Linked DNA regions of Mus musculus: all the other regions are linked to region 3. The links are chromatin loops, found by intact Hi-C in ENCODE. Cell type or tissue: left cerebral cortex. All regions are shown on one strand. Region 1 has its middle 37 kb from the start of Gm33819. Region 2 holds the start of Car2 (carbonic anhydrase 2). Region 3 has its middle 87 kb from the start of Gm9733. Region 4 holds the start of Rbis (ribosomal biogenesis factor).

What was found. Peaks named below come from ENCODE experiments on the same cell type or tissue, not always from the same donor. Only the 100,000 strongest peaks of a DNase experiment are listed, where the experiment ranks them.
Region 1: a loop joins it to region 3, with 2.6 times the contacts of the local background. A loop is called at or near these places in 9 of 42 quality-filtered maps.
Region 2: it touches region 3 in a loop (3-fold over the local background); 30 of 42 quality-filtered maps call a loop at or near these places.
Region 4: it touches region 3 in a loop (3-fold over the local background); 5 of 42 quality-filtered maps call a loop at or near these places.

The regions. Positions count from the first base shown.
Region 1 is chr3:15,190,613-15,198,612 of GRCm38, forward strand. No RefSeq gene overlaps it. Among named protein-coding and RNA genes, the nearest start is that of Gm33819, 37 kb to the left of the region's middle. In left cerebral cortex, a CTCF peak has its summit at 3,963 (motif pointing left); a DNase peak (open chromatin) is centred at 3,954; H3K27ac peaks cover 551 bases.
Region 2 is chr3:14,882,281-14,890,280 of GRCm38, forward strand. Car2 (carbonic anhydrase 2) reads left to right here and starts at 4,008. Exons shown (of 7, transcript NM_009801.5): 1 at 4,008-4,506; 2 at 5,554-5,751. The coding sequence starts at 4,473. In left cerebral cortex, CTCF peaks have their summits at 3,893 (motif pointing right) and 4,510; DNase peaks (open chromatin) are centred at 3,948, 4,412, 5,568, 6,496 and 1 more place; H3K4me3 peaks cover 4,462 bases; H3K27ac peaks cover 4,605 bases.
Region 3 is chr3:15,240,947-15,248,946 of GRCm38, forward strand. No RefSeq gene overlaps it. Among named protein-coding and RNA genes, the nearest start is that of Gm9733, 87 kb to the right of the region's middle. In left cerebral cortex, a CTCF peak has its summit at 4,198 (motif pointing left); a DNase peak (open chromatin) is centred at 4,195; H3K27ac peaks cover 409 bases.
Region 4 is chr3:14,608,606-14,616,605 of GRCm38, forward strand. Rbis (ribosomal biogenesis factor) reads right to left here and starts at 2,651. Exons shown (of 4, transcript NM_001099674.1): 1 at 2,605-2,651; 2 at 936-1,052. The coding sequence starts at 1,049. In left cerebral cortex, a CTCF peak has its summit at 3,108; a DNase peak (open chromatin) is centred at 2,758; H3K4me3 peaks cover 1,845 bases; H3K27ac peaks cover 739 bases.

The sequences.
Region 1 (8,000 bases), 50 kb before region 3:
CTGGTTTTGAAAGCACGAAGGGGTCATGCAGACCAGCTGAGGCTCAGCACTGTGAGCGGTCATGGAAGGCCATTGTTGAAGGTACAGCCTCAGTTGCAATTGATGGCCCAGGACTGAAGGGGTCATGCAATGTTTTGGAGATGCCAGGACCATGAATGACTACCAAGAACAGCAGCAGCATGGAATACAGGCATCTGGAGCCTAGAGGAAAAGCTGTGTGTTGCAAAGGACAGAGCTGGAGAAGTGATCCAAGCTGTTGGAGGAGCCCAGAAGATTGTGAGTGGGATCCCAGACATTGGATAGTTGGAGTTTAATTTTTGCTTTTGATTGTGACTGTGCCTGATATTTTTCCCTCTTGAATGAAGAAACTATTTTAGTGGATCCCACACTTAAGACACTTTTAATTGTAAAAAGACTTTGAATTTTAAGACATTGGATATTTTAAAGAGATTGAAATCTTAAGAATTTGCAAAGACTTTGGGACTTTTAAAGTTATTTAGATCTTGGGGATGAATAAAAAAGTAAGGGTTGAGGCTTACTAGTGATGTGTTTGTGTGTCAAGTTGACAAGGGGTCAATTGTACTGGCTAGTTTTGTGTCAACTTGACACAGCTGGAGTTTCACAGAGAAAGGAGCTTCAGTTGGAGAAATGCCTCCATGAGATCCAGCTGTAAGGCATTTTCTCAATTAGTGATCAAGGGGGAAAGGCCCCTTGTGGGTGGGACCATCTCTGGGCTGGTAGTCTTGTTTCTATAAGAGAGCAGGCTGAGCAAGCCAGGGGAAGCAAGCCAGTAAGGAACATCCCTCCATGGCCTCTGCATCAGCTGCTGCTTCCTGCCCTGCTTGAGTTCCAGTCCTGACTTCCTTCAGTGATGAACAGCAATGTGGAAGAGTAAGCTGAATAAACCCTTTTCTCCCCACCTTGCTTCTTGGTCATGATGTTTTGTCCAGAAATATATGCCCTGACTAAGACAGATACCAATGTGGGAAGGAAAAAAACTGCTTCAAGTTTTATATTCAGGGAAACATTATCATAAGCAAAGCACAAACCATAAAGAAAGCACAAATTTTTCATAAAAATATTTGAAAATTTGATGTATAACTTTCTACTGAAATTCTCTGGCTGGGAGAGCATCAGTATGAGGTTCAGAGACGACATGTACAGTAAGAACACATAGAGTATTCAAACCAACAGTGAGGATGGTGGATAATTAACGAAGAAGTTCCTGGAAATTCCTTATCAGACAGAAGAGAGAAAAGCAAATTTGTATACAACTGTAATCCTACAGCTGACATTTACTCTGAGCACAAATCATGTATCCCTTGCGTCTAGAAAGAGGGAGGATTTGGCTGTGGTCTGTTTGCTATACTCTTTGTTGCATGGGAAACACATTCTTAATTGTCAAGAAAGCTAACAAGGTTTCTAAATTTAAGACTTATTACTTAAATATATAAAAACTGCTTAGTTACAATTTTATGTCTATGAATTTAAAATGTTTCTTTTTTTCTTTTTCATGAAAATGAAGTTTGTTATAACTGCTACATACGTACATAAAATGTATTTCAGGGAGCTATCATGGGATGTTTCACTGTACGTACCAATATGTAAATTTAAATCAGGCAAAAAAAATCTGTCTCCAATATTTTTCATTTGTAACTAAAATACTAAATAATCCATGTTTTCTTGCTTGTAATATAGATCACATTACTGCCCACAACTGTGCAGTGACACTGGGGAGTGAACCCCTTACTTTTCCTAACAACTTTAGCACCATCAACAACCTCTCCTCCCCACCTCCCCCCTGCCCCCAGCCTCCAGTAACCGGCTTCCCCTCAGTTTCCCTTGGCAATGCTCTGGCTGTTTGCTTTCTTATTAATGCAACATTTTCTCATACATAAATTTCATCTGTCATCGCTATTTTGTTTTAATGCTTAGTGATGACACTGCAGTAAGGTGGTTGTGGTTGGACTGAAACTACTACCATGGGCGTCTTACCAGCCCACCAGGAAATTGTCTTCATAAAAGACATTTTTTAGCACAGCCTGGAAGTTCTCAGTCACAGACAGTGACTCCTGGGATGTTTCTTTGCATTTATAGATTAAGTGTATTTCTTGAAGAGTTAAGACTAGAAAACAAACAAACAAACAAACAAACAAACAAACAAAACTAAAAATGACCTGAAAGAACATCCAAAGACTCTCCTTTCCTTTCAGCTGTGATGTCATGGTATCTGACACTAAACTACTCTCAATTACGAAACTTTAGATAAAAGTAAACAAACAAAAACTGGAAAACTGTTTCAAAGTAGTCAGTCATATCTATTCCTCATTGCCTTGGACATGAAGTCTTCTAATTTGATATCAAGAAAGCAATTAAGCTTCATGTAGTCTTTATATTTCTAATTAAGAATGTGTTCCTTTTAAGAATAAAACTTTTCATGGAAATGAGTTAGGATCATAGCATTTATTAATGTGTCTTAAACATTTATAGGGAATATGCACTATGTCCTGTACCATAATTCAGCATAATTTGGGGTTAGGCTGTTTCTTGTCCTATTTCTTGATGTAATGAGAGCAACAATTACCCAAATAGTGAGAGGTTCTAGCAGATCTCTGAAGCTGCTGAACATAAAATGGTAGTGACTATATACATTGGGCAACTTCAGAGAAATAGATGGCCTGTTTATTTATACTCACTAGCCTTTATACCCCACCCTTAGTCTGTATCACTTAGATGGCCACTTCTTAAAAGCTCCCGAGAGAGAGAGAGAGAGAGAGAGAGAGAGAGAGAGAGAGAGAGAGAGAGAGAGAGAGAGAGAGAGAGAGAGATTTTGGCCTGTCTTGCATAATACCTACTATAGTTGTCACCAAGGTTCTCTGCATAGTTTTGCCCTTCTTATACCCTTGGCAAAGACAGTATTTCCAGACCCTATTGCTAGTAAAGACAGAGCCTCAGCCTACGTCTTTAACACCAAATAAGGCACTGTGCCATAGACTTAATGTTCTTCTTATTTTATTTGGGTTTCACAGAGTGAGGCTTGCAAAGAGTCTTGAGGCATACAAATTTATTTTGTAGGAGAAATTCAGGTTCTCAAATTACTGATTTTTCAAATTTTATTTTCATGGAATTTCCAGGAATTGTTTAGTTTTATGGACTGAACTTTTATTTTTGTTTCTTTTCTTCTCTCTGTCTCTCTGTCTCTGTTTCTATCTCTCTCTTTCTCCTTCTCTGCTTTGTTTTAATTTCTATAGATGCACATACCTTTGTTCTTTTATTCATTAATAAACCAATATGAATTACATTAGTATTCTGTTCATTTCATCCTTTATCATTTTTATATAATATCCTTTTCTGCTTTGGAATTCTATCTGGGATATCACAATCCATTTAGATATTATGTCTTTATGGATTTCTCTAGGACATGACAGTTTCTTAGTCACTCTTTGGTTTTGTCAATGTGATGGTTTTGAATTTTATTGGTTCATAGAACTTCTCTGAATTTTCGAATATCTTGAGATTAGTTAATCAGATGATAGCCAGAAGGTAGTAAGTGACAATTTAAAACTATATGATTACTACAGATTAGTTGAAGGAAATTAGGAAGAATTAACTATTTGCAGATTTTAGGGGGTAGAGAAAACGAGTAACAATTAGAGGGTGCAGGGGTTGGTTATTAATACTTGATCTTTGGTGTTGTTTTAAAAATCCAATTATGAATGATAGAGTTTCTGATTTAAAAAAAAAGCTTTCTGAGACTTTATTGCTCAAATTGTCTCTGATTTGGATAGGTAGCCATCAGTTTTTACTCTAAAAAAAGGAAAGACAAAACGAGCAAGGCCGTCTTCATCAGTGAGCAAGTGCCGTGACCGCTTTCAACTGAATTGCAGTTCCCACTGCTGTCATTTCTTCTTGGACGCACTCATGAACAGATTGCTTTTGCATAACTGCCTCGCCATCTGGTGGCAACATGTGGAAACGAGAAGGATCAGTCTGGAGATGTGAGCTGAGCAAGCTCTTTCCCTTGAAGAGGATACTTGATGAGATATACCACTTTTCTAAAACATTATACCATCATAATTTTACACCTTTATTGACCAACCATGTTTACCAAATTGACTCTCTATGTCAAGGGGAAGGCCAGTTTCTGAATCTCATATTCTAGCTGAAAATGACTTTGGTAAAATTTTCTAAGATTTCTAATCTGGCTTCCTGTGACACTCTCTTATTTATTTATTTTCAGAAACCACAAATTACAAGTCCTTGACAAATAATCATAAAATAAGTATTAGGCATATTGATTATTATGAAACATGTGTGAAATGTGTAACCCTCATAGTCCATCAAGCCAATGAAAAGGAGCAGAAATTGTTTCAATATTAGCTTAGGCCTACCACTAACTATGGTTGTCTGTTCCAAGTAGAATTTGTACCCTCCTTTGGTTTGTCTCAGAGATAGCATGGGCATGGATCAGCTACCATGATAGTGATTCAGCTACCATGTATAGCACGTCCTGGGGAGACAGGGACACAAAGCAGGTGCTGGAAGATGTAATTTTTGCTGGCTTCACTTTTGATTTTGAAATGTCTGTTGGCTCATTCTTGCATCAATCACAGAACTATTGTTTATAGTCTTCTGCTTACCAGACATGTTCCAGTTCACTGCTCCTTCTCTGGACCCTGAAAAACAGAGAGTGATACAAAAATATGTTGGAATTAATTTTGTGTTTCTGGATTCTTGAGAAACATACATCCATCATTCTTAGAAGCAATACACATTGAGCAAGTCTTTTCAAGAAAGAAGAGTAGATTTGATGGATGGAAGGAGAGATTACTTAAATTCCAGTGTCCTGAGGGATGCCACACATGTTTCAGGGGAGCATGTAGTTGTATAACTCCTGACTACTGGATATGGGAATTCTTATGCCTTCTAACCACTGTATTTTGCCTTACCCTGGAGTTAGAGTTGGTAAACATTTCCTAAACCACAGACTCATTGATTGAGACTATTCTCAACTACATGTTAAATAAGATTTTTGCTCTTTAATTTATCGAAGAATGTTATTGAACGTCTGCTTCATAACCTCAGATAAGTAGGTCACTGGTAATGGTAATAACTTGATGACTGTCTTGTAGGTGTTTGCATTGTGTCAAACATGGCCTGCCATTCAAATGTACACTCAACAAATATTTTTAATGCTGTTTTGCACTAAATATATGTAGGTGTGTGACCTGTGGAGATCCAGCAAAAAGGCATAAACGTTCCTGCTCTCTGGAAACTTACAGTCTGGTGAAGAGAAGCAGACACACAAATGCACAAAACAAATGAGTAAAAAGAATTAGCCAGCACTGAAGGCTACTTTGGGCCATTTGGTCAGAAGCTAGCTCTGTCTGAACAATGAGAATCCTGTTAGATGTATATGTCACATGTATGTGAGTCCAGTTAAGGATCCAGCTAGGGCAGATGGAGGAAAACAAGCTTGTAATATGTTAGAGATAGCAATTCTTCAAATGAAGGTTTTTATTGTTCTTGGATCCATCCTCGCCAAGAAGAGACAGTTTTCAGCTAGCAATCTGACAACCCAGATCAACCCAGCTGTGTTCTGTACACCATCACATGGATTCACAATAACTTCTTGCTCAACATAATCCTGTACCCAGAGAGTAGCTTGAAAGAAGCCTGTGTGACCTTTGAGCATCTGTTGGGAATGTTAGCATAGTTTGCTTGTTGTACCAGACACTGCACACAAAGTTCTTTTGGTTTCATTTTCACAAGGAGTAAGTAGTATTTTTATTTTATAGACATGTGAGCTGTGCAACATGCCTCATAAACAGCTCAGATTTCACACTCAGATTTCTTTTGAACATCAAAGGAAAGAGAAACAGAAGAGCCATGGCCAGTGATACTCTGTTTAGAAGCAATCTTAACCTAGGGAGCCACTGAGGAGTCTTAGTATTCAGTAGGAACTATAGCCATGTGTCTGTGTCCAGCATGTACCTGCCTTCCCATACTCACCAACCTGCAGTAGTTGATACCTTCTCATTTCTGAAAGATGATATTTCTACAAAAATCACTCTTAATATAGGTGTGGCTCTGAAGGGGATATTCATTTAGCCTTAAAAAGTTAAGCCTCAGAAATTAAGAAAAAGATATATACGTATATATGTTTTTAAACTATGTAAAACAAGAAATGACCAATTTATGTTTTTTTGTTGTAAAAAAAAGCATTAAAAAAGAATGAAGTTATCTGCCAAGAAATTTGTCATTCATATGAAGTAAAAATAGTATAAGGTTATTCTTGTTGGAGTAAGTAGTTATGTATAATATAAATTTCCATTTTGAGAATGAAACTAAAAAAGAAATTCAGATTATCCCAGAACTGGGGAGATGGCTCAATAGTAAAGAAAAGGGTTTACTGCCCAAGCAAGTGGAGGGTTCTCCGGCACCTACCTAAATGCCAGGAGGGCATGGAGGCTTTGCTGTAATTCCACCACTCCTTCAGCAGAGACAAGGGTCACTGAAGCAAGCTGACTAACAAGAGTAACTGCAATAGCAAGGTCTGGGGTCACTGCGAGATACTGGTCAATTAACAATATAGCAGTGAGCAAGAAGACTTCTGTTACCTCCACATGCATGTGCAGAGGTTTGCACACTCAACCAGACACATAGATTCACACACGGACAGACATGTATACATATCACAGACACACACAAAAACACAAACAAAAAATAAACAGTTCAAGTGTATCAAATGAATCACTATGTGATGATCTTCATGCAGATCATTATTAATGTAGAACAAGGCATGTAATTAAACTTTGTTAAATTTTTCAAAACAAACCTGTGTTTTGAATACACTCATATTTGAAATATAAAGTGCTTTTCAGACAAAAGACAGCTCCTTTGAGCAAATGCAGTATACAGATGGTATAGGAGATTAATAGAAAATTTAAAAGGAAAAAAAAAAAAAACCAGAGACTAGAACAGGGTACATTCTGTTTATCTGCGCATTCACAGTGACAAGCATTTGTAAATGAACCTTCCTTTGATGCTGGCCCCATGGTAAGCTCACAGAGAGCTCCAAGGCTGTGCTTCATCATGAGTCTTCAGATGGAAGCTTGTCAATAACAATATGCAGTGATTCGCAGCAGGACTGAATCCTACCTGACCACTCAAGCAGAGGACCCTGAACCTCTGCTGTTGCTCATCTGGCACATCCTCATCAAAGCAGAGAGTGAGACAGAGCAGGACATTGTCGTGTTCTCTCAGCCACAGCTTGCTATCCCACCAGGCCTTCCCTACACAGCAAATCTTCTCTTCCATAAGCACGCAGTGATGCAAACGTTGCAAAACCTTTTCCTCCAACTTAGAAAGGCCAGGTGATTTTTTGCTATTGTTGTTGTTTTTAACAGTTAACATTCCCAGCAATTTGGCCTATATGCTCTTCATCAGGCATATTATTTGGATGTAGGAAGCGAAAACCTGTGATACACTATCTAAATATATGGCCTCACAGAGTTCTTACATATTGAACCAAGAGAAAAATGTTTCCAAGGACCTCAGAGAGTGGAATCTAGTAAGTATGTATTGCAATAGACTACAAAAAGGACTCAAAGGCAAAGCTGTATAGCCTGGTGGAAGGCAAAATTACCCTTCTCTTCCAACTTTACAAGAAAAGAGGAAGTAGGAGCAGAAGCCAAGCGCTCCTTGTAAAGGCAAGCAAGATGCTTTCGCCGTGGCCTAAGAATGCTAATAAAACATTAGTGTCTAGTCTATTGGAAACTGAACATTGGTCTCATAAGATATCAATACTCCTCAAATATTCAGGTAGCTGCAGCCTGAGTCACAGCATACAGGAATTAAAGGCAGGCAAAGGGACAAGTTTTAAAGTAAAGACCCGTCAAATTGTGTTTTAAAGAAAAGGAGCTGATAGAACAAGAGAGCTTCTATTAACTTACATTAGGGTAATTTTAAAGGATCTTAAAGGACTTTTGCTAATGTCT
Region 2 (8,000 bases), 360 kb before region 3:
ATGCTGACCCAACCTGGCTTTCTGGAGTAGGATTGCACATAAAATTTTCACACATTGTTCTTCTAGCATCATGGAGCAGGGTCTTTGACCAGGAGGAATGCACTGGCTCTCAGTGGGCCAAAGGACAGGTGGCTGAGGGTTCAAACCGGAACCAGAGTTGCCAGTTTGGTCCACACCTGACTCTTGCACTTGCTAGCTGAGTGACCTGTACTCAAGAACCTTATTTCTGTCCTCCAGTGCCACTGCTTCAGTGCAGACTGCTGTGAAGTGTTTAGAACTGCATTGCTGGATACACGCTTTTAGTAAGTTAATTTTTTAGAATTGTGTTGGTAAATTAATACTTTTAGTAAGTTTAGAATGTAAAAACTCAAACACACTAATTAAATGCTCCTTTTCCATTCAAGTTAGTGGCACAGAAAAGACAAACTATTATTTTTTTAGTGAAAAAGTATTATAATAATCATTATATTATTTATTCAGACGTGAAACCATGCCAGGCCTTTGAGATCTTCCAGACCCTCTTTCTTATAATGATATTCTGGAGTAGAATTCTCCCTCATCAGTTTACAATGGAGCAGGGGAAGTTGCAAGAGACTGCCTATGTTGCTCAGGGCTATACTGAAGCCCTATCGTGGACTCCACTCACACTGAAAGCTTAAATCTAATTTCACAAATGGGGACTTCTCCCGATGATAACAGGGACACTAACAGAGGAGTTAATAACACAGGAAGCCACAGCTAAGCCACATAAGTGAAATTTATCACTCAGCAGCCCTGGGTATGCTATATGTATTCCACACATGAACATGGAGGCTTGAAGACTAGAACAAATCATGCAGGCTTATGTAGAAGGTAAGACCTAGAGACACAGTACAAATCCACAAAACCTGGCTCTCATTCCTTAAGAGGAATGCTGGTAGGTTCACAGGCCAAAAGGGAAGCCAGAGCCAGAGTTTCCATATCAAAGGGACTTGGATCTTTTTCTGGAAGTAATTCTTAGAAAGACACACAGAAAGGCACAGGTAGCAAGAGTCACCCAGACCCTCCGTCTTGTCTGTAAAATGAAGAGATGAATTAGATTGCCTAAAGCTCCTAATTGTCTTAGTTCTAGTCTGTGTTATTCTCTCCTTTGCATCTGTCCCCTGGCTTCCTTGTACACTTAAACAGAAAACCTCTCCTTGGTACAGTGGTCTGTACTGCCCTTCTGGCTGCAAGTCCTGCCTGGCTGATGTCACTGCTTGTCTTCTTTTTCTTCATCCCAGTGATAAAGCTAGAAACTTCTTTGAGCAGGCTTTTATACTGACTTCTTGTATGTGAGCTGTTCTGTTCCTGGTCCTTCCTTACTGGTTCTTTAAGGGCTTCCTTCAGCAGGGCTTCTAGGACTCTCGGTGTGAGAGTGGCCTCTTATCCTGTGCCACTCTGCCTCATCCCTGGCTCTCGAGCTTCACACTCATTGGCACGGCTGGAATTCACCTTGCTTGTGTTTGCTCACTGTTCCCTACAGCCTCCACATCCACTCATCATGGACTCCAAGAAGATCGGCATCAAGTTGACATGGTAGCGGCCCAAAGTAGCACTTGAGATCTTGGGAAGTGAATGGGTTTACCTTATGTAGCCCCCCAACATATGGAAAATATGTAGCACTTAGTAGTAGCTCAATTAATACAATTGTAAAAATGATAACTCATATTTAATAAGCCATAATTGTTGGCATAATGTCAAGCCTTTTTTTACATGTTATGGCACCTAGTTTTCACCATGACCTTATGATATGAATACCATTATTATCTTAGTATTATGGGTGACATGCTGAAACTTAATTCAGAGTCACCTTAGGGTACATGCTGAAAGCATATATATATATATATATACACATATATATATATACATATATATATGTGTGTGTGTGTGTGTGTGTGTGTGTATATATATATATATATATATATATATATATATATATATCCCAGTCAGCTGTCAGCTGGAGGCTTTCTCTTTGGCCAGATGCTTACTTTTGATATAGTTTGCATTGTGTTTTATACAGCTCTGTTTAGGATAAACTTCAAAGCCGTAATTTTCTGATGGCTTCAGGTGGCAGGTGATTAATGTGCACTCACTAACTTAATTCTTACAACAGTCCTAACTGGGTGTAATTATTCTCACTTCCCACATGAGCAAGCAACAGCAAATTAGGATGATGGTTTACAAACTGATGATTAAATAGTTCTATCAGCTTAGAAAACTGCATCATAGACAGTAGGCTAGGGACATGTCTACATACAGGACTCTAGGAGTCCTAAGAAGTGAATGGCTGTTAGTCTCACTAAAAACTTAATACTTTAATGACTATGAAACTATCTACTTATTTCATTAATTATTGAATAAATCATATATTTCTTTGTAAAATATATTAACTAGCTAGATTTAGTGTAAATCAAATGCTTTGTCATTTTGTTTTAAAATTTTGTTCTGATTTATCTCAAAGACTTTTTGTTATCATAATTGGAACATGTCTTAGTAACTTTATATGTTTTTTTTCTGATTATGTTATATATACCCATATATATGAATATATGTGTGTATATGTACATATGAATATGTATATGTACATATGAATATACATACATATATACATAAATTTCCCCCACCTCCTGGGTTAGAAGGAAGTACATTTCTTCCCTCTAAAAACATGAATACATAAGCATTGGTTTTATTTTTACAAGCCCAGTGTTACTATCTGGCAGCCAGTGAATGACTGCCTGGGAGGAATGTCCCCAGTACAGCAGAGCTAGACAGTGACTGATCCACATGATACTATGAAGTCATCTCCATCATGAAGACCTGACAGAAAGAAAATGCCTACAGCCTCTGTAATTTGAAAAGAAAATGAATATGAGATATAATACCTGATGCTCTCTTGACTGTCCAAAGGTGGGCAAGGAGACTCCCTAGCAGGAGCCTGGCTCCCACTAAAACGTACCAGACAGGATGAGGATTCCCGTAGCTGCAACCAGAATTGGTGGGGTCTGAAGCCTTGAGAAGCACTTCATCAAAATCTGTTCTTATTCCACGCACGGTAGTAATGGAACAGGAAATGGGAAACCCCTAGCAAATTGTGCATCTCTAGTGTCACAGATGCAAGGGACTATTTGTGAATTGCACTTTGTAATGGTCCTATAAAACATTCTTCATCAAAAATTTCTTTTGACATCAACCTGAAGAGTCTTGTATAGAGAAGACCATAATTTTCTGAGTCTTAGTATAAGAACAAGGAGATCTACATGTGCATCATCTTTGTGTGGCACTGGGTGAAATAAAGGCACATGATGAGTCTGAGAACACTTAAAATGTAGTCAGATATTTTTCATTATACTTACACATAGATTCTAATATATAGGTAATGTGATGTCTAGGTGCCTCCATAGAAACACAAAAAAACTGTACCCTTCTCAATTTGAATTCTAAATAATATGGCCTCAGGTCCACAATAGATTCAATACAAAAAAATTGTTCTCAAAGTCAAATAAGAAAAAAAGTGTTAGGTGAAGAGAAATGTTTAAATAAAAATACACAAAAAGAACATTGAAAGGTGTGTCCCCGGGACACCCACGGTCCCTGGGAAGCCATACAGCTACCTTTCTTTTCTATTTTTTAAGTTTTGTGTTTTTTGTTTTGTTTTGTTTTGGGGGGGGGGGGTTGGTTTCGGCTTGTCAAATACAAATTCCTTTGCCAGGAAGGGGAAGTTCTCATCTCCTTGGAAGACATTTTTAAAATCCAATTCCAAAAAGCAAAGCGATTTTTGAGAATTGTTGGTTATGTTACATCAACAGTTCGGTGCCTAGGGTTAATTTGTGGAGCAAGCGGGAAGCTGGAGGGCGCCCTGGCGGCAAAGCCGGGTCGTCTTCCCGCAGCCCGGCAGCAGGGGGCCCCCCCGCTTCCCGCTCCCGGCTCCAGGATCCCCGCTCCCGGAGCCTCTAGGACGCTCCCCGCCCAAGGTCAAACTCCGCAGCCGCGTGCGTGCGGGCCGCGGCCGGGTGGCCGGCTGGCCCGCCAGCTCTGGGAAGCGGAGCCCCGCTGTGCGGGCGGGTGACCAGGTCGGTGCTCACAATGGGGCTGGGGAGTAGGGGCGCCGGCCCGCGAGGCTGCGCAGCGCCGGGGCGAGCTGGAGAGCGCGCAGCTGCTGCAGAGCGGGTCGGACGCAGAAGCGGAGAGCAGCCGGAGGGCGCCCCGCCCCAAGCAAGGTGCGGGGGCCCTCGAACACCGAGGCCTCCGCCTGTCACCTCTGCCTGTCACCTCCGTCCGCCACCTCCACGGTCTCCTCCCCTTGCTCAGGTCCACTCGGTCCCTCCCCTGGGCCGCCCAGAGCACCAAGTTGGCGGGAGCCTATAAAAGCCGGACGGTGCGACCCGCGACACACACTGCAGGACCGCTAGACGGACGACAACTTCTGCTCTGCCCCAATCACCGGCGTGACCATGTCCCACCACTGGGGATACAGCAAGCACAACGGTGAGTGGGGAGGCCGCGCGCTCCGGGCCGCGCGCTCCGGGTCTCGGCTCAGGCACCTGCCTCGCTCCGCAGATCCCGGAGCGCAGCTTGGATGCCGGGTCTCCGCTCTGGTACGTCCCTGGCGCCCGACTCAGAGCGCTCTCTAGGATCTGATCTCAAACTTGCTTGGCCGCGCACAGGGGTTGGGAGGGATAACCCAACGCAACACCCGACGACAATACCTATCGGGACCACAGCCGGTCACCCAAGGCTAACCTAGGCAGAATCGAGCAAGGGTTGTAACTAACATTTTACTTGTGTGTAGCAGAAAGGTTAAGGGGAAACACTTGTCCCCTTCACGTCTGTATCTGCTGCACTGTGGCTAAGATTCCCAGCGCACTTTGTTGTGGCATCTTCTGGAGCCCGTTTGGGTCTAATTGCGAGTTTTCCATGCATCTTTCAACTTCTAGTGTTAGAAGGTCAATCGCAGATACCTAGACGTCTTCCAGATCAAAGGCCTTGGTATATGACGCCATCTGAGGGGAAAAGAAGGTGCACTGGCTTGTGGTTGTGTGAACTTCCCAGCAAAGATAGTTCTAAAGGAGGGGCCTGAGCCTGAGTTTTGGTCTATACGGTCTTTACTGTCACCTAGTGTGGCAGCACGAGGTTCTCAGACCTGTTATAATGCCTTAGAATCTATGTTCCAAACTCAGTCACAAGAGGGCTTATATCCCCAGTCAGACCACTCTGTTTTCAGTAGTTCTGTCTAGTATTAGTCACCGAATTTGAGTGAAAAGATCTCAAAATTGCTAACGCTTGTCTGACAATGTTAAGAAATAGATGTATATTGACTCTAATTTTCGTGTTGGCCTTATGAGGTAGACTTGGAATATTATTACCCCATGTTACAAATAAAAGGACTGAGGCACATTTTGTTTTCCTAAATGTTAAGTTAGTATCACCTCCGAATGTTGAACTGAGCAGACTGTCTAGAAACACCAGTGGCTTCCGGTGGCTGGTGTCTCCCTTCCCACAGCAATGACCTAACAGCTCTCTTCTCATCTCTAGGACCAGAGAACTGGCACAAGGACTTCCCCATTGCCAATGGAGACCGGCAGTCCCCTGTGGACATTGACACAGCAACTGCCCAGCATGACCCTGCCCTACAGCCTCTGCTCATATCTTATGATAAAGCTGCGTCCAAGAGCATTGTCAACAACGGCCACTCCTTTAACGTTGAGTTTGATGACTCTCAGGACAATGCAGGTCAGTGTTTAGGAAAACATCCATCGGGCTTTTTAGCCAATAGTTATTTTCGGTCTTAATGGAAAATACAGGGACACCGGCAGGAGGTCCCTGCCACCACAATTTGTGTCCGAAAGCTGAGATGTCACTCTGATTTCTTTCATAGGTCCTAGAAGTAGGCTAATTACTGTGAAGTGTCCTCAGGGACTGTCAGATATGTAGGGCATCAGGCAAGGTGCCTGTGGGATGTCACAGAAAGCAAGTCAGGTCTTTAGCAATACAGAAACCAGGGAATTCACGAAATTTTAAACTTTTAAGATTCCCTTTAACACATTTGTCCTCCTAGATGAGAGCTATCCTCAGTAGGTATGACCTAATGTGTACTGCCTTCAAGTCAGTAGCGCAGAAAGTGATCATAATCTGAATATTTAAAAGGTTGAAGCTCTTGGTAAATATTGTTTGTATTTGTCAGTGTTGACATAGGGTGAGTATATAAAGATATAAGTATCTCGTTCAAAAATTTATTCCACAGTGAAGATTTTTCAGAGTTGTTTGGATATGCTTAGGCAGTTACTGAAAAAAAAAAAATCCAATTACCATAATTTATTTGTAATAGGGCCTGCTGACAGGATGCTGGTGAATGCTTTCTTCTTTATTTAGAAAATGGAGACCCAGTCCCATTTAGACACAGTGGCTGCCTTTACGGCCTGCTGGTTGACTTAATTGCCAGTGTCCTATTTTCCTGAATATTTTCCTTTGAAGGTCGCTGAATGAAATGGGCCTGTAAACACATTGTTTGCTAGTGGATTGGAGGAAGGGGTATTTTAGAGGGAAAGGACAAAGACAGAGGAAACAGCTACTATTGCTGTCAGAGTTGGAGCTAATGACCATGCTGAATAATAGCATGCTATATAATGTATAATTAAAGTATTACAATCAGGCGGGCCATTATGTTTCAAAAGCAGCAGAGAAATCTCAAATACCTCAGTCAGAATTAACAGCTGAAGAAAGGTGGGTTTTTAGTAATCCCAGCACTAGGGTGGCAGAGGCAGGCAGATTTCTGAGTTCAAGGCCAGCCTGGTCTACAGAATGAGTTCCAGGACAGCCAGGGCTACACAGAGAAACCCTGTCTCGAAAAAGAAAAAAAAAAAATCTCTTCTCCAGTGCAGGGGTTTTCGAACCTGACAAGTCATTCAGGGTTGGTCAGTTTGGAGGAAGCTAGGATGGTTGATTGGTCCAGAACTGTGTGTGGCCAGAGTAGGCTTCAGAACTTGTTGAGCCTGTCTATCAGCAGGGGCCTGCTAGTGGGAGGCTGAAATCTTACAGATCCTTTGTTTTAAGCTGCCAGGTTTTTGTCTCAAGTGATGAGGGTGCCAAAGAAGTGGGTTATCCTGGAAATTGGCACCTTTGCTACCTAGCCATGGCCCCCTCCCTGTCTGCTTAATTGTCTTTCTCTCTCCTGTCTGCCCTCATCACTAAGATCAGTTCACACTTCATAAACTAAGGGTCATGGGGGCAGGTGAACCTTTCCGTTGTCCTCAGAATCCACCATGTATTGAAAATATCTAAAAGAGAAGAACATACAAATATAGGCTCTGACTGTAACTTTGATACAAACAAAGAAACTGTTCAAGGAAGTGTGGACTCTTGAGTTGAGATCCAAAAGATCATAGAAAGGATTGGGGTAAGAGTTCTCTGAAGGAGAATCTGAGGCTCTAGCACAGGAGACAGACAACATGGGCCAGGGGGGTTGAAGAGAGGAAGCCAGCTCAGCTGGCACAGGTCAGGGTCCGGCGCTTTTGGAGACTAGAGTAAAGGAGATGGTTCCATAGCAGGAGCCTGCAGCTAAGCCCTTGAATTTCCAAGCAGGAAGGGGGTGGGGAGCAGGATGTGTGCTTGCCAATACTTCTTTTGACTTAAACTCCCTTCCCTGGTGGGAAATCCTGGAAAGTCTCTTAGCTAGAGATTCACAGACAATGTCCTCAGTTGGGTGTCTATCAACATCTGTGAGAAGGAAAGGCTGTCACGTTGGTGCTTATAAAAATGATGTGGTCCTAGGAACTGTGGAAGCATGGAGGCGGCTTAGTAACTGACATGATACTTCAGTAAAGGCTTTCCAGAAGGTTCATTCAGAGAAATAAAGGGTTTGGGTGTTTTGGAAGAGACTCCAGCAAAGGGCTTTAGGAACCCCCAGGGGATTAAAGAGAGCACAGGATGTGTGTCTGTGTGCCCTAGATAGCAACACAGTCTAGGAAAAACAAGGGTCAGCA
Region 3 (8,000 bases):
ATAAGAGCAACATTTCTTTCAAATTTTAAAGCCATGTAGTGTGATTTTAAATATGCCCATTCACTTATTCTCTCTCTCTTTTGTAAAGAGAAGCATAATAATCACTCCAAAATATCTCCTAACTTTTTACTTCACAAAAACAAAAACAATGTATGATTTTCAAATTTCTACAGTATTACAAGAAGGGAAAATGCTGTATGCTTATATTTATGTAATGATTCCAAGGTCTTGGAGTAAGAAACAGGCAGAATGCCTGGTTTTTCCAGGGCAATTAGAATTTCTTTGTAGGTTGTATATTTGTTACTTAATACAGATGCAAGAAAACAATACTAATTCCCAATGCCAGTGAATTTCCAGTGAGATCACTTTCAGATTAAACACTAACCGATTCAGGATCCTTGGATGAAAGACTATTGTATTCCAAATACGTTTTGAACTTTGGACTTTTTGTTAGTTTATTTGTATTAACTTTTCCAAATAGGAGTTTACGTATCTCAGTCGACCTTTGAAACTCCATGAAGTAAATAATACTCCTATATTTCTCCAAGAAGAGAGACCTGAGATTCTAAAGTCACATACTCTCAGAGCTAAATTACAGACAGAAAATTAAAAGCTTGTTTGATTTGAAATGCTACATTGTGCTGTTTCCTGAAGCTTGTTCAGATGTGGGGCTTTGGGGAAGCAACTGGATAATGAATGGTTTTCATGGGTGGATTAACTCTGATGCCTTGACTGGGAAGTGATGGGGAAGATGAACTGGTTGAGGGAACTGGGATTTTGGGGACATGGCTTTTGAGGGAAGGATCTGTCTTTCTGCTTCAGAATTATCATAAAAGAGATACTTTCTGTCTCATAATGTTGCTGCCACAAAAACTTAAAACAATAAATTCAGCTTGTCTTGGACAAAAACATCCAAAGTCATAAGACAATATTACTTTGAATTGCTTCTCTAGGTTATCTGGCCCAGCAACAAAAAGTATGAATAAATTATCATGTCTTCCTAGAGCTCTGTTGTGGTGTCTGACATGTTATAGAATTTGAAACCCTCATAAGATACATGTAAGAAATGTAGTTATAGTTGTCCTAATGAAACACTTCTCCTCCCTATCTTCCTATGTAGGAACTCCATAGGAGGAACAATAATATGAACTAACCAATACTCCCAGAGCTCCCAGGGATTAAACCACCAACTAAAGAGTACAAATGGTGGGACTCATGACGCCAGCTGCATATGTAGCAGAGAATGGCCTAGTTGATCTTCAAATGAGAGGCCCTTAGTCCTGTGTAAGCTCTATGCCCCAGCGTAGGAGAATGCCAGGGCCAGGAAGAGGGAGTGGGTGGGTTGGTGAGCAGTGGGAAGGGGTTTTTGGAGGGGAACCAGGAAAGGGGCTAACATTTGAAATGTAACTAAAGAAAATATCTAATTAAAAAAAAAAGTAGATGTAGTCTACCATGACCTGATAACCTCTCTGAGCTAGGGGCAAAATGAAGGACTCCTTTTGACAGTGGGGCTTCTGTTTCTCTGCATGACCTTATCAGGAGAGTGTCTCTAAGCACAGTTGCCTGACCTTATCTACAGGATGACCTCCACAGAAAGCTTCCTGCCAGTGATGCATGATTCAGCAGGTAAGTCCTACTTAGCCCCTCTGGCTATATGATAATTAGGTACTGTGCTATGACCAATCAGCCCTTCCTGCCCATAACCCCCAACACCTCAGGAAAGTCTTGTAGCCTTTGGCAGATTACAGGTTTAACTTCCTCTCTCTGATAAGAAGCTGCCCAGCAGGTTCTTGGTGTTCTTCCTCATGTAAGTGAAGCATTTCAGGCATCTCAGTCCTAGCCAATAACATATACCTACCCTGGAAATCCCTACCATTTCCCAAAATCTATACAACCCTTGTTTACCCCTAATGAATTTCTGCCCTTCCCCTTTATGGTTTGGAGGCTTTTGAGGAGAGATCCATGCTGTGCTTCAGAAAGCAATTTCAAACAGAAATGGGTTTGAAGGAGACAACCCTGATGTCAATAAATAAATAAATAAATAAATAAATAAAAGATACTAAGAAATACAGGCAAGTTTACAAAGTCCATAAAGAGGAAAGAAAATGAACCTTGTAGGTGAACTTGTAGGGTAATTTTAGAGTGAGGTTTGCTAGGCCTGATGACTGTTTCTTAGGATGCAATGGGACAGCATAGAGAGACAGAAGGCAGAACAACTCATAATACCTAAGCCCAATGTTGTTTATTTTTCCATCATTTATCTTTCTCAGTGAAGGTTTCCTTTCCCAGTGGTAACAGTTGACTTCAAAGCCACAGAGCTGACTGGGCCACTAGGAGAAAGAAAAACAAAAACAAAGGCAAAACCAAACCAAACCAAACCAAAACAAAACACTCTTTCCAAACAGGACAATTCTACATATATGCACAAAGGAAGGCCTGAGTGCAAACTAGAAAAGTACACTTTAAAAGAAATCAAATATTGATGCCAGAGCCATGGGGGAAAAAGTAAACCTATAAAGGCCAAGAAAAACTGAGTCCGAGTTTTACTGAGGCCTCAGTGCTGGACAGTAAGGTGTGCTGGCCCATGAAATGGGAGATGGGAACACACTGAGAAATGTTCAAGAACTAAGGTAAAGGTTAAGTCTATCCTCCTTTAAGCTCCAGGACAGTGTCAAAAGGACACAAACGGAGAATTGCTCAGAACATCAAATCCTGACTTGTTTGAATGTGGGACAGAAGGGTCACTGACCATGTCAAGCCTCATGGAAGCAGAAGTGATCCTTGGTGCTGGTCCAGACCTATAAAATTGACTGTGACCACACGCCATGAGGCTGTGTTCACAGCCAGGATGTTTACACGAAAGCCGTGGGAAGCAACCCTGCTGTGGGTAAGTTCTCAGTTAAGTCACAAACTGCACAAGGAAGGAACAGTCATGGAAAACATACAAATCACAGATTAATTTCTCAAGACCTTTAGATCTTGGAGCCATCAGGATAAAGGATGACACGATTGTGATGACCCTTCCTGAGCCCTCACTATATACAAAGTACAGTGGTGACCATTCCATGTTACTTCCTATGTTGGCAGTGACTCAGGTTTACTTTCTTGTAATGATTGAGGAAGACAAGGCAGGAAAGTCAAGTGACCTACGTGAGAACACACAGCCAGCCAGTGTCATACAATCAGGCTGTCTTGTTTCATAACCTCCATCCTTATTTAATTTTTTTTCATTAAACTCCCTCCCCTGTGGGATCTCAAAGAACAAAGGCTTGGTTTGAATACTGAACAACAAAGGAATAAGGCTCTGCATTTAATTCTACTATCAGGAGAGTGGAGGGAATTAATAGACAAATTGAAAGAAGTTATAAAATAAGACTGGAGGAAATTACCCACAATACAGCAAGGAGTGATATTGGAATGAAAAGCAAGATCTTTGGAAGATAGAAGAAGGAGTGTTCCTTCCAATCACCCTCACATTTATGTCATAGAACCAGCTGGTGAATAAATAAGAAGAGACAGGAGAAAGATTTGAAGAGAAAATAAAGCTAAATATTACATTAGGGTATGTATTTGATCTTCAACAACTAATTCCATCATTCTGCCATTTATTAACAATATAGTCTCTTAAAATTTCCAACTCTTTGATATTAGGTTTTTTTTTTTTCCTCAGAGAGGGAATCCTAGTGCCCAGTTCCCCTTGAAAATTCTCATCCTAAGCTCCAATACACAGAGCACTTAACTAACCCTCCCTGTTCAACTGAAACTTAAACACTAAACAGTTTTATACTATAATTCAATTTCTATTCTCTCCAGTGCTTTCAGTTTTTCAAAGTCCTATGAAAAGTAGCTCATTGGGAAACATCTTCATTACTAGAAGAGATATTAGACTCACGTGTATAAAATCTTACACTGAGAACAGTGTAAGATTCATACAAGAGCTATGCATGAAAATAAGAAAATAAGAAAACTGGAGATACTATCTGCTAAGTAATTTAAATGAAAAAAGTGTATTTTGTAATCACATAAGATGTATGCAACACACTTAGATTTGGAAAGGTATATGACTCTATGAACGTGAAGTTTGTTAACTTTATGGTGTCATTTCTGTAACAAATTTTTCAACCTGGAGCTTTGGTTTTCGCTATTATCTATTTGGCTCAAACACTAACGTATGGTGTCTTTTGGCTCCATCTAGTGTCTGAGGGCTGGCAGTACAATGTGATTTACTGGAAATAAGTATCATGGCACAGACTCTTCATGGAATGAATGAATGAATGTGAATGAGCCTTCTGACCTAGGTGGCTTTATTGTCTGTCACCTGCGCTGCTCTTCTCCAAGACGCTTCTACCTCTGAGAGGCTGAACCTGTCTTCCTGAGATACTACTGAGATAGCTGGCAACCTGTGGAATTGGTGACCTAATGCTATCCGTTTTAACAGACTAGTGCTAACAATTTAGCAACAAAGTATCAAGAAGCCTGGTGTGGTGGGAGATGGGCTTTCCCCCTATATAAGTATAGACTGGTAGTAAACATTGGGCCATGATCAGAAATTTGTCTTGATCTCTTTACGAGACACTATGAAGACAAAATCCATGTGATCCCCCACTTTTTAAATCTAACATTTATCATTAGGAATTTTAGGGAAATGACACTCTGTTCCTGCCCATGTTTCAAATCAAAGTCACAAACCACCATTACTCTGACCCCTCAGGCCTAGGCTTAAAGGGACTCCTCTGTGAACAGGAAGTGTTCCTGTAACCCCTACTTACCTATGATATTGTCAGCAAGTACAACACAGAGAACACCAAGAACATGCCATTAATGTACGGAGTTGAGCTGCATTCAGTGGCTAGAGTGCTTGCCTGACATGTGCAAAGCTTGGTCTCTAGCCCTTCATAAAACCAGATGATTTCCCATTCATACAATTCAAGCTCAAGAGAGGTGAGGCAGGAGGATCAGAAGTTCAAGGTCATCTTTGGCTACATTGTTTGAGTTTGAGGTCAGCCTAGGCTACAGAAAATTCTATTTTCAAAAATTATAAAATAAAGTATTTATTTCGTATAGGTTGCTAATAAGTCATGGTATTATATTCCTATAATGAATTTTTGCATATTTCTCTCAAGCAAAAAGATGGAGAATATGGATAAGGAAACATAAGTAACATAGCAGATACATACATTATATTTCTACTCTCTAAGTTATCATAAAGATAATTTTCAACTGAATGTGCCCAGTAACTGTGTGAGTTGTCTCAAATTTTTCTTATTTGGTCTTTTATCCATAAACATGTACATTTGTTTACTTTAAAATTAGAGGCATATGCATTATATTGCCATATACTTTATCATTTCAAAAGGAGAAAAACTTTTGTTGTTTTGAGACAAGTTCTCAGTATGGATTATCTCTGGTCCCAAGATTGTGATTATCTGGCCTTGACTTTCATACCTAGTCAATAATATTTTAAACAACTGTTTTATTTAAAAACTTAAAAGGTATTTTTTCCATATCCCTTTCAGTCTACAGCTCTGTCGGGGGCAGATTGGAATGTTACTCCCTCTCCCCAACCCACAGTCTGCAGTTCTTTCAGATCTGCTGCAACCAGGGACACAGATGAGACACCTGCTCAAACAACTGCCTCTGCTGGGACTCCCAGTGGATATGGGTCCCCCCCCCCTCCCCGTGTGACCCTCATCTCCTTTCCTGCACCTCCACAGGGGAGGACGGATCAGGGTGCCCACTTCTCCCCCACATCCCACATGAGGTAGTCTGCATGTCCACATGCTAAATGTTCTTGTCCCCAGTTGTCCCCAATTGGCTGGGCAAAGGGAGATGGGGCAGGATGCTTAGGGGCCACTTCCTCTATTGGGCCTAAGGTAGCTGGCTGAGATTTAGAAGTGCCCAATAATTGAATTAGCCAAGGCATTCTAAAAATTAGCTAATGTGTGTGTGTGTCTTTCATTTGCGTATCCAATGAGCTGCTGGGTGGGTGGCTGGAAGCAAGTGACCCTCTGGGAGCATAAAGCAGAGGAGCTAAAAAAAACTCCCATTACTTATATGGCGAGCAAAGTGGCAGGCAAGAATCCACTATTAAAAATAATTTATGGATTCTGGGATTGAATAGAGACATGCAAATGATACAAGTCTAGTAGAGAACTGGTTTCTCAGCTAGCCTAGCCTTGTCATGTGGTTCCTGAGCAAGCAACAAAACTAGAACAAAGGAACACAGTTGTCAGCAGAGATACACACACACACACACACACACACACACACACACACACACACACCACCTACTAGGAGGAAGAGTGTGAGAAATAGACAATAAACGCTGTCTTCCTCCAGCCACCAGACAAAGGATAGAGATGTATAAATTTGATATAATTGTTTCTAAGGATAGGAGAGAATATACAGACTTTGCCAGAGGCATGTGGAGATTTCTTCTTGAGGTTTGAAACTGATACAAAGAGTTTAAGCCGAGAAGCTGAGATCTCCTGCAATGCAAAGAGGCTGATGGATTCCCTGACTGGGTAAGAGGAGGAAGGCAGTGAGAAGCAGACTATAAAGGCTGTGGGTCTTCAGCCACGAGATAAATAAAGGATGGAGATTTTTAAATTTGATGTAATTAATTTTAAGGACAAAAGGATGTGTAATGGTAATTGTTTAAATGTTCTTAGTTATACAGAGATATTAAGCACAGGATGCAGGTAGGGAGATTAAGTGATAAAAATGCTTTAAAAAGAAATTTAAAAGTCTTGCCAGGGTAAATTCTCAAATAGGTCCACACAGAATTTCTGGGATTGCCTAGCCTGGTATGACAAAATTAGAGCCTGGAAATAGGCTTATATAGCAAGTAGAAAGGAATTTGATTAAAGTTAAATACCTAGATAATAAATATTAAGGTTTTCAATCCTTAAAAATCTGATTGAAAAAGCAGGGGATAGGGACCCTGAGCTATCTCAGACAGTAGAACTTAGGCTTTGAGAATTACATAAAGAGAAAGTGGCATACTACTATATTATGGGTATTTATCTCCATAAAAGGGAGAATTTAAGTTTACATAGATGTATAAATAATTTAGGACTTGATCTCACGTAGGGCAGGGCAGGGGAGAGCAAAGAAGCACTCTCTCGACAGACTATCTGTTTAGATTGCTTTAATTGCTTTGAATTGCTTTAATTATCAAAATGTGTGTGGTTACGAGTTTGGTGGTTATTTTAAAATTCTTCAGGGAGAGAGGTTAAGCTATATCTTTTTTTTTTATTTATTTATTTTTTTCTTTTCCTTTTATTTTATTTTTTTTTCCATTTTTTATTAGGTATTTAACTCATTTACATTTCCAATGCTATACCAAAAGTCCCCCATATCCACCCACCCCCACTCCCCTGCCCACCCACTCCCCCTTTTTGGCCCTGGTGTTCCCCTGTACTGGGGCATATAAAGTTTGCAAGTCCAATGGGCCTCTCTTTCCAGTGATGGCCGACTAGGCCATCTTTTGATATATATGCAGCTAGAGTCAAGAGCTCCGGGGTACTGGTTAGTTCATAATGTTGTTCCACCTATAGGGTTGCAGATCCCTTTAGCTCCTTGGCTACTTTCTCTAGCTCCTCCATTGGGAGCCCTATGATCCATCCATTAGCTGACTGTGAGCATCCACTTCTGTGTTTGCTAGGCCCCGGCATAGTCTCACAAGAGACAGCTACATCTGGGTCCTTTCAATAAAATCTTGCTAGTGTATGCAATGGTGTCAGCGTTTGGATGCTGATTATGGGGTGGATCCCTGGATATGGCAGTCTCTACATGGTCCATCCTTTCATCTCAGCTCAAAACTTTGTCTCTGTAACTCCTTCCATGGGTGTTTTGTTCCCAAATCTAAGGAGGGGCATAGTGTCCACACTTCAGTCTTCATTCTTCTTGAGTTTCATGTGTTTAGCAAATTATATCTTATATCTTGGGTATCCTAGGTTTGGGGCTAATATCCACTTATCAGTGAATACATATTGTGT
Region 4 (8,000 bases), 630 kb before region 3:
CAAACTACAAAGACAAGCCTGTGGAAAACTCCAGACTTATCATCCCATCCAGTTTTACTTCCTCTATAGTTAAGAAACCATATAGGTTCTCCTTTAGAAACTATATCCCAGTTCTTGAGAGAAACAAAAACTTCGAACCTTTTGGTTTTACAGGTATTTTCAGGGTGGGGTGGTGGTGGACTGTTGTTATAACTGTTACATCCTAGAAAGCTAAAGTATGATCTACTTAATCATGTTTTTTTTTTTTTTTTTTTTTTTTTTTTTTGGAGACAGGGTTTCTCTGTGTAGCCCTGGCTGTACTGGAACTCACTCTGTAGACCAGGCTGGCCTTGAAAATTTTTTCTCATGTATTTTGAAGTAGAAAGACATAATTTTTTTCTGTATGTGCATCTGCATAAGTTTATATCCACCATGTGCATAAAGGGTGCCACAGAGGCCAGGCAAGGATATCAGATCCCTAAAACTGGAGTTACAGTCAGTTGGGAGACATGGTCCTCTGCCAAGGCAATAAATGTTCTTAACGCTAGGCCATCGCTCAAGCACCTATTTTGAAGAATAAAAAATTGTACTTCAGCCAAATTTTTCATTTTATAGACTTTTAAATTCCAGTCTACTAGCTACCAAGCTGCTGGCTTACATAGTATACCTCTGCAAGTGGAATCTTGAATATATGCCAAGTGAACTAGTAAGAACTATCCTTCATACTGTCTAAACAGTGATTTCTATAATCTCATACAGCCTAGTAGCCTATTGTGTAGCACCTCGTATATGTGCAATCCTCTTAAATTTGTATTTTAAAAGGAACAGTATTTACCTTAATATTTTTAAAAAGTCTTGTCTAGTAAGAAGGCTATGAACTTCTGGTTTAAAAAACAAAATCCCACTGTTAGTTTACATTTTGCTTATAATCAATGCCAGAATACTTAAATACTCACCTTCTTAAGATTAGTAGTAACTGGTTTTGCCTTGTTTTTAGCCTTGAAAGTTTTGTGGCTAGCTATATGAAATACATTCCTGGACTTCTGCCCTTTTAATTTGTTCTTGGCCATTGTCTAGAAAAGAGAGTAGGGTTCAGTTAAACTGCTTATATTTTGAACCACAAATCAATGTAAAATTTTAAGGTATCTTAGTTCTGATTATTTTAAAAGTTGTTACATAAATCCTGTTTTTCATTCCCAGACATTTGCCAGGTTTTGAGGTAGGAGGCACACACATCTCAGTCCTTGCTGCATCCCTAGCACCAGGTCTGAGACACCTAGTTAAGGGCTCTTGGTTAAACTTGGTATTGTCAACACACACAACCGACCCTTTGTGGTAAATACCATTATCCCCATCTTACAGATTTAAAAAGTGATGCAAAGGTTTAAAGCCATACAAGTTAGACTAGCGGTCACTATGATATACTGCTTTTCTCATGAACATTTCTACATTCCTGCTACATTTCCTGCTTTTGTTTGATCATAAGCAAACTCATGCCAGGCACCTGTGGTAGGTATTTACTGAAGTTCATTATCTTCACTTGCACTATATGCTTTTGGCTGCTTTTCTGCTGCAACTCTGGCCCACAAAGACTGTTTTGTTTATCTTTCTCTTTACTGAAAGTTTCCCAAAGTTTTGCACAAGTCAACTGCACCCAGTGGTAATTTTTATAAAGTATGAAATGATAAACTGCCCAGAAATTAAAGTCATCAATGGTTGCCCTGACATACACTGGGCAATATGTCTTGGTCTATTCATCCTTGGTACTACTGGCTCTGGCCTAAAATCTGTCATATCTTCCCTTTCCATTTTGCTCTAACTTTCTATCTTGGCTAAAACTTCCACCAATACAGCCTCAATATACATACACAGGGAATATGCATATACAGTGAATGTGCCTGGCATGTTTTTGTTTTTTAATCAAACAATATGGATGCACAATGTGCATATATGTTCCCATATATACAACATATAATGAATGTATTGTGCAAATACATATATACATATGTATTTACATACATACATAACATACATACACACATAACACACTCTTGAACCCTAACAGTACTTCTGCTCAAAAATATTACAGTAGAAAATGCATGCGTACAGGAGTAAAAATAAGTAAAAAGTCATTCAACCTGTTATCTAACCTCCTCCATCCCATCTACCCTCTCATCTATTACTTACTAATTATTTACTAAGTCTGAAGTAATAAAGAATGGGTACGTATATATACACAACCAGATACTTTACATGCACAAATATTAACATCAACATTAAGCAAACAAAGGATAGTGTTGCAGACTCAAATGACGAGCGATGCTTACTAAGATGGAAACACAGAAAGATTCGAGAAGATCTGCAGCCTAACTAAAACCTAGATTTTGGAAAAGTGCTATTTTAAAGTTGTGATGAAGACACTGTTAAAATACCCTGCTAAGGGGTGGCCGCAAGGTTTCGGGCCTGGGCACCCCGGGAGTTCGATCGCCCACGAGGAATCGATAGAGGACTAGAAGTTGGCAGAACAGAGCCCTCGGAGCCGCCGCAGCCAGCATTCCCACCACGCCCTGCCTGAGCCCCAAACATTTCACCCCAGCGCTCCGAAAAACCCCATTAGCTTCTCACCAAAGTTCACGCGGCTGCTCAGGTTCACAGTGACGCCATCCACAAGCTCAGGACACAGGAAGTTCCGGGAAGACGAGCCAGTCAATTGAGAGCTTTCCAGCCGTAACCCCACCCACCGAACCGGCTTCCCCGAGCGGGCCACGCCCTCAGCTCCCTCTGGTGCCTCTTAGCCCGGCCCTTCACAGTAGCCTGGGCGGGGCCTGGCGTGTCCGCCGTGACCCCGCCCACTCGGAAGGAGCCGCCTTCGAAGGGGAGGAGGAGTCGACTCAGTGGAGCTTCGCCTACTAGCATGCCATGGACGTTTTTCATAGGTTTAAGCTGGTACTTGAGAAGAAGCCTCCCACCGGTGAGGTTCCACGCATCGCCTCGCTAGGACCCCGCGCCTTTGACCCGGTGGTCGTCACCCACGAAAGGCGAAAAACATTCTCGCCAGAGAAGTCTGTCCTTCCGGTCTCAGATGCTTGGTGTCACCAATCGAAGCCGCGGGCCCTGCAGTGTCCGAGAGGTGGCGCCACGACCGAGGGCGGCGTCCATACAAGAAGAAAAAGTTCGCATCCTTTTCAAGTTACTTACTTGTTCAAAAAAGAAAATTTCCTACAGCACAGCAGATGTACAAGAAATCATTCAAAATTATATATATATATTTATATCCAATTTGTATTCAAAATGCCTGTGAAGTTCTAAAAACATAAGTACCTGTGAAGCTCATATCACAGGTAATGATGCCCTTGAATTAGATCCCCTTGCCCCAAGAAAGGCAAAACAATAAAAGTCTACCTTGTGTGAGAGTAAGAGTGATGCCACAAGTAACCAAACTTATAGAAAAACATTAAACTATTTTGCAAAACTAGAGTTATGAATTCTGAAGCAAATGAGAGGGGCATAAGTATGTTCCTTAAATGTGAAGTTATTGACATGTTTGTACAAGGCAAAGCAACATATGTAAAAGAATACCATCGTGGTTGTAAAATCTGTGGAGTGTAGCTTTTAGTTTGAAATGGTGACATAAGGCTACATATACCAAGGAAAAACATAGTTGTACAGGTAAAAGCAGAGGAATTATACAAGGCAAGGAGACATCCGTTTCTGTGTTATTGTCAGCTAACAAGGCAAACTAGAAAGGTTAATGTATTTCCCTCTGCCTCCTATATAGAAGGCTATTGCCAGATTCAGACATTGATTATTTTCTCAGCATCCTTTCTGGGTAACCCCTTTTATCACATTAAGTGGTCCTTGTTGGACCTGGTAAGACTGGGCTTCCCTACAGGGGCTAGGGAGAATGCTGCTGCTTAGGCTTAGTGGGGGCTCAACAGAACACTGGGAAACTGGGACTTCAAGCGACCATCCCATCCAGCAACTGGGAGAACATAAAGGCACCACGATGGGAAAACAACTGGACCTTTGAAATATGGCCTGGCAGTACTACTGGCTTAAGTATTGTAACCAGAAAACCCACAATGTCTTATGATTGCCTGGGTTCAGTTGTAGCTGGAAGAACAATGCTCAACTATCAGAGATAAAAGATCAGGCATACCTTGAACTTTTTTTTAATCCTATGTACTTGAAGGGATTTTGAGTCTATTATTACAAAAAATTGTGAGAATTAGTGAAATCTAAACCAGAATAGGATGTTATGGTAATAAAGATAAGGAACATGCTAACTCAAAATGCCATTTTATTCTGTGACCAAATGATCTATTAAGTATAGGAAAAAAACGATTGGTGACTTTTGAAAATCTTTAAAAATATTTACAAAGATCATATTACCAGAGTTCATTGTTAACCCAGGCTGGCTCAAACTTTCAGGATTACTGACTTGGCCTCCCCAGTTGCTGGGATTATAAACACACACCACCTCACCTGGCTGTCCTGTAATTTTTCTAGCAGCCTTGAAGGTGGCTAAAATCATATATACCATATGTATCTATTTTAGTTATTTGTCTCATTGCTTCAACAAAATACCTGAGAAATGTAGTTCAAGGAAGGAATACTTGTCTTGCAGTCCAGTATGGTGGAAGCAATCAGGCCGGAGCTGGAAGCATGCACAGTCAGGATGCAGAGAGAGATAAGTGCAGCCACTCAGTTCCTTTCTCCTTTTTTATGTAGTTTGCAAGTCAAACCAGGGAATGGAATTTTCCATATTCACAGTGGGCCTTCACGCTCAAATAATCTAATCTAAGACAGCCTTCACAGACATGCCTAGAGGTTCATTTTCATGGTGACTCTAAATCTTATCAAGTCAGCAAGACTGACTATCACATCTTTCAAAAACCTCAGTTCTGCTGAGACTCACTAATGCTTCATTCATATAGGCCCATTCTGAAGCAACGATCTTGGAAGTAATTCAAGGGTTAAATAAAGAGTAAGGCAAAAGAGACCACACATAATTAAAACCCCCTATCACCAAAGTCATGGTGGTCTAAGGAGCAAACCCAACCTTGTGCTGATGATACTCTAAAATCAGCCCATTAATCTACTTCTCCTGACTGGTTTCAGTCTCCTAAAATAATCAGAACACCCCATGCCTTAGTTAGGGTTTCCATTGCTGTGAAGAGACACCATGACCATGGCAAATCTTATAAAGGATATTTAATTGGGGTTATCTTACAGGTTCAGAGTTCAGTCCATTATCATCATGGCAGAAGCATGGCAGCTTAGAGGAGCTAAGAGTTCTTCACTTTCATCCAAAGGAAGCCAGGAGCAGACTGTCTCTTCTGAACTAGGGTGGAGCTTCAAAGCCCACCCCCACAGTGATACACTTCCTCCAACAAGGCCACACCTTCTCCAACAAGGCCATACCTCCTAATAGTGCCAATCCCTGGGCAAGCATATTTAAGCCACCATACCCAGGAACCTAAATGGAAGGTAAGACACATGTATTCTCTTCAAGAGGTCACCATAACCTTGATTATGGGTGTGCAAGAATAATGATGCTTAGCAATATACATAAAGACTATAATAAATGCACAAAAGTATGCCACTTATGAAAGAAATAATTCTAGATTCTAGAAACCTATTCGTTGGGGCCCAGAAGTTGCCCCCAAAACCACATGAACACTGATCTCAATAAGACAGAGATTGAGCAATCATCCCAGAACTGATTGATTAGGGCTACAGACCACACTTGAGAACTGACTGTGACCCCTGCTCAGAACATTACAGAAATTTAAAGCATGCAACTCACAAACATCTGTGCCAAGTTATTCCACCAATCAGAATTTAGAGTTTGGGTACTTCCTTAGGAAAATGTCTTTTTTGTATACTTATCTTGTTCCTATTTGTTAGGTTATTCAACTGTGGTGGGATGCCTTGACTTGGCTAGTAGTGATGTCTTAACTTGCCAACCAGGATGTCAGTTCCTCACCTACATGCCTTGTTCTGCCAAGTACAATGTCAATTCCCACAGAGGTCTCAGGAACTTAAAACTTTTGACCCATATAAAAAATGGATTTTATTCCAAGTGTCTTCTTATATTGGTGTCCTCCTTTTATGTTGGGGCCCATCCCAGGGGTAGCTTAAAAAGGCAAAAGCCATAAAAGCTCATACATATGTGTAGAAAGTGCTGCTGGAGGGTTGATTCAGGTCCAACCTTATTGTGGATAACTATACAAAGTTCAAAATGATTTCTGCTGTCAGTGGTCACCAAATCATAGAACATAATATGCAATCAACTTGGGCAGAAGAAAGTTTCTTGATAACAGTAGTATCAGTATATGAGGAAGTCTCCTTGTAACACTAATAACAGCATAAAATGGCTGGATGGACATGCAACAGTTACCCAGGCCTGAACACTGTTAAGGCTATGATCTGATTATCTTAAAGAAAAAAAAAATCTAGAAACTACAGCAAGAAGACCAGGTCTAAACCAGTGTTCACTTTTACAAAAAAAAAAAAAAAGATTTATTTATTTTATGAATATGAATACACTGTAGTTGTCTTCAGACACACCAGATGAGGAAGACATCAGATCCCATTACAGATGGTTGTGAGCTACCATGTGGTTCCTAGAATTGAATTTGGAACCTCTGGAAGAGCAGTTAGTGTTCTCAATCCCTGAGGCATCTCTCTAACCCCAGCGTTCACTTTTATACAGCCCATACACTAAAAATAATTTTGAAAAGAAGAGTGAAAGTAAGAACAACACACTATAGTGAGTGTTCTATGAAATTTATGTGTTGGTAGCTAGTGTTTCATGACACACTATCAATCTCATTGTGCTATTGTCTTCTTTCATTGCCCAATGATAATGCCCAGTGAGTAGTTTCAGTAGGACTACAGAGCATACAAAGCCTAAAATATCTTCTGCCTGGCTCTTTACCAACTTTAAAACTTTTAAAACTTTCATCCACTATATATAATTGGTTGAATTATTTGGGACTTGCACTTAAAGCTATCGACAATCTCAACAAACTAAAAGCATATTTTAACACAAAATTCCACAAATTTGATCACCTTGCCTCTGATGATTAACAATGATGCTCATGTTCTGGGCTGAAAACAGGGGATCTCAGATGTGTTGAAGACACTTTTTTAGAGAGTGGTGTAACACTAGGAAAGAAGACAAATTTCTCTGGAAACTGAGAAAATATAGAAAGATGTTGCTAAGGGCCTTATGAGAAAGTTTAAGGTCTGTGTCTCCTGCCACTCACTGCTCTTGCCTTAGGAGCTCTAACCTACAATCTATATACTAGTACTGTCACAGAGGGGTGTATCCTCCTGTCTTCAAATGGATTTAGACAATGCTGAGCTATTGCCATCCTTCTATTGTCTACATTCTGTTGCAACTAAAAGCATTCTCCTCTACCAATTTGTATATTCATTGTTTTTTTTAAATATCAGTATAGAATTGTAGGTTCTTGTCTTATGCAGTAGATTAAGATCTTTTTATTGTAGCTATCTTAATGTTCACACTGCTCAGTTTGGGCCTTTAAGCAAGCATTCAGCTAACTGTCACATGCCCTCACCTGCATTCTTTGACAATCTCTTACTTTCTAGTGTAACAACATAGTCTAGACTCATCTAGCATCTGTGCTTTCCCAACCATAAAACCAATCACGTGTCTGTGGAGTGCTGGTTTCCTTTAGTTAAGAATACGTAGAAACCAAGAATAGGGTGATGCTTTATGTCTCAGTGGACAGAGCTGGCCAGTGTATGCCTTGTATGCATATTACCTATTATAGTTGTCTATAAGCACAAGATAACGAAGCAACTGTCTCTGCTACTAAATGGTCAAAGCATCAGTCATGCTAACCCCTACATCCTCAATTGGATGCTGTAACATTTGAGCTTTCTAACCTATTATTAATGCTAACTAATATTTGGTTCTTCACTGGTAAGGAGCTAGGTTCCCATTATCGTTCATTTATAAGTGCATTTAGTCTATTTTCCTCCCCTGC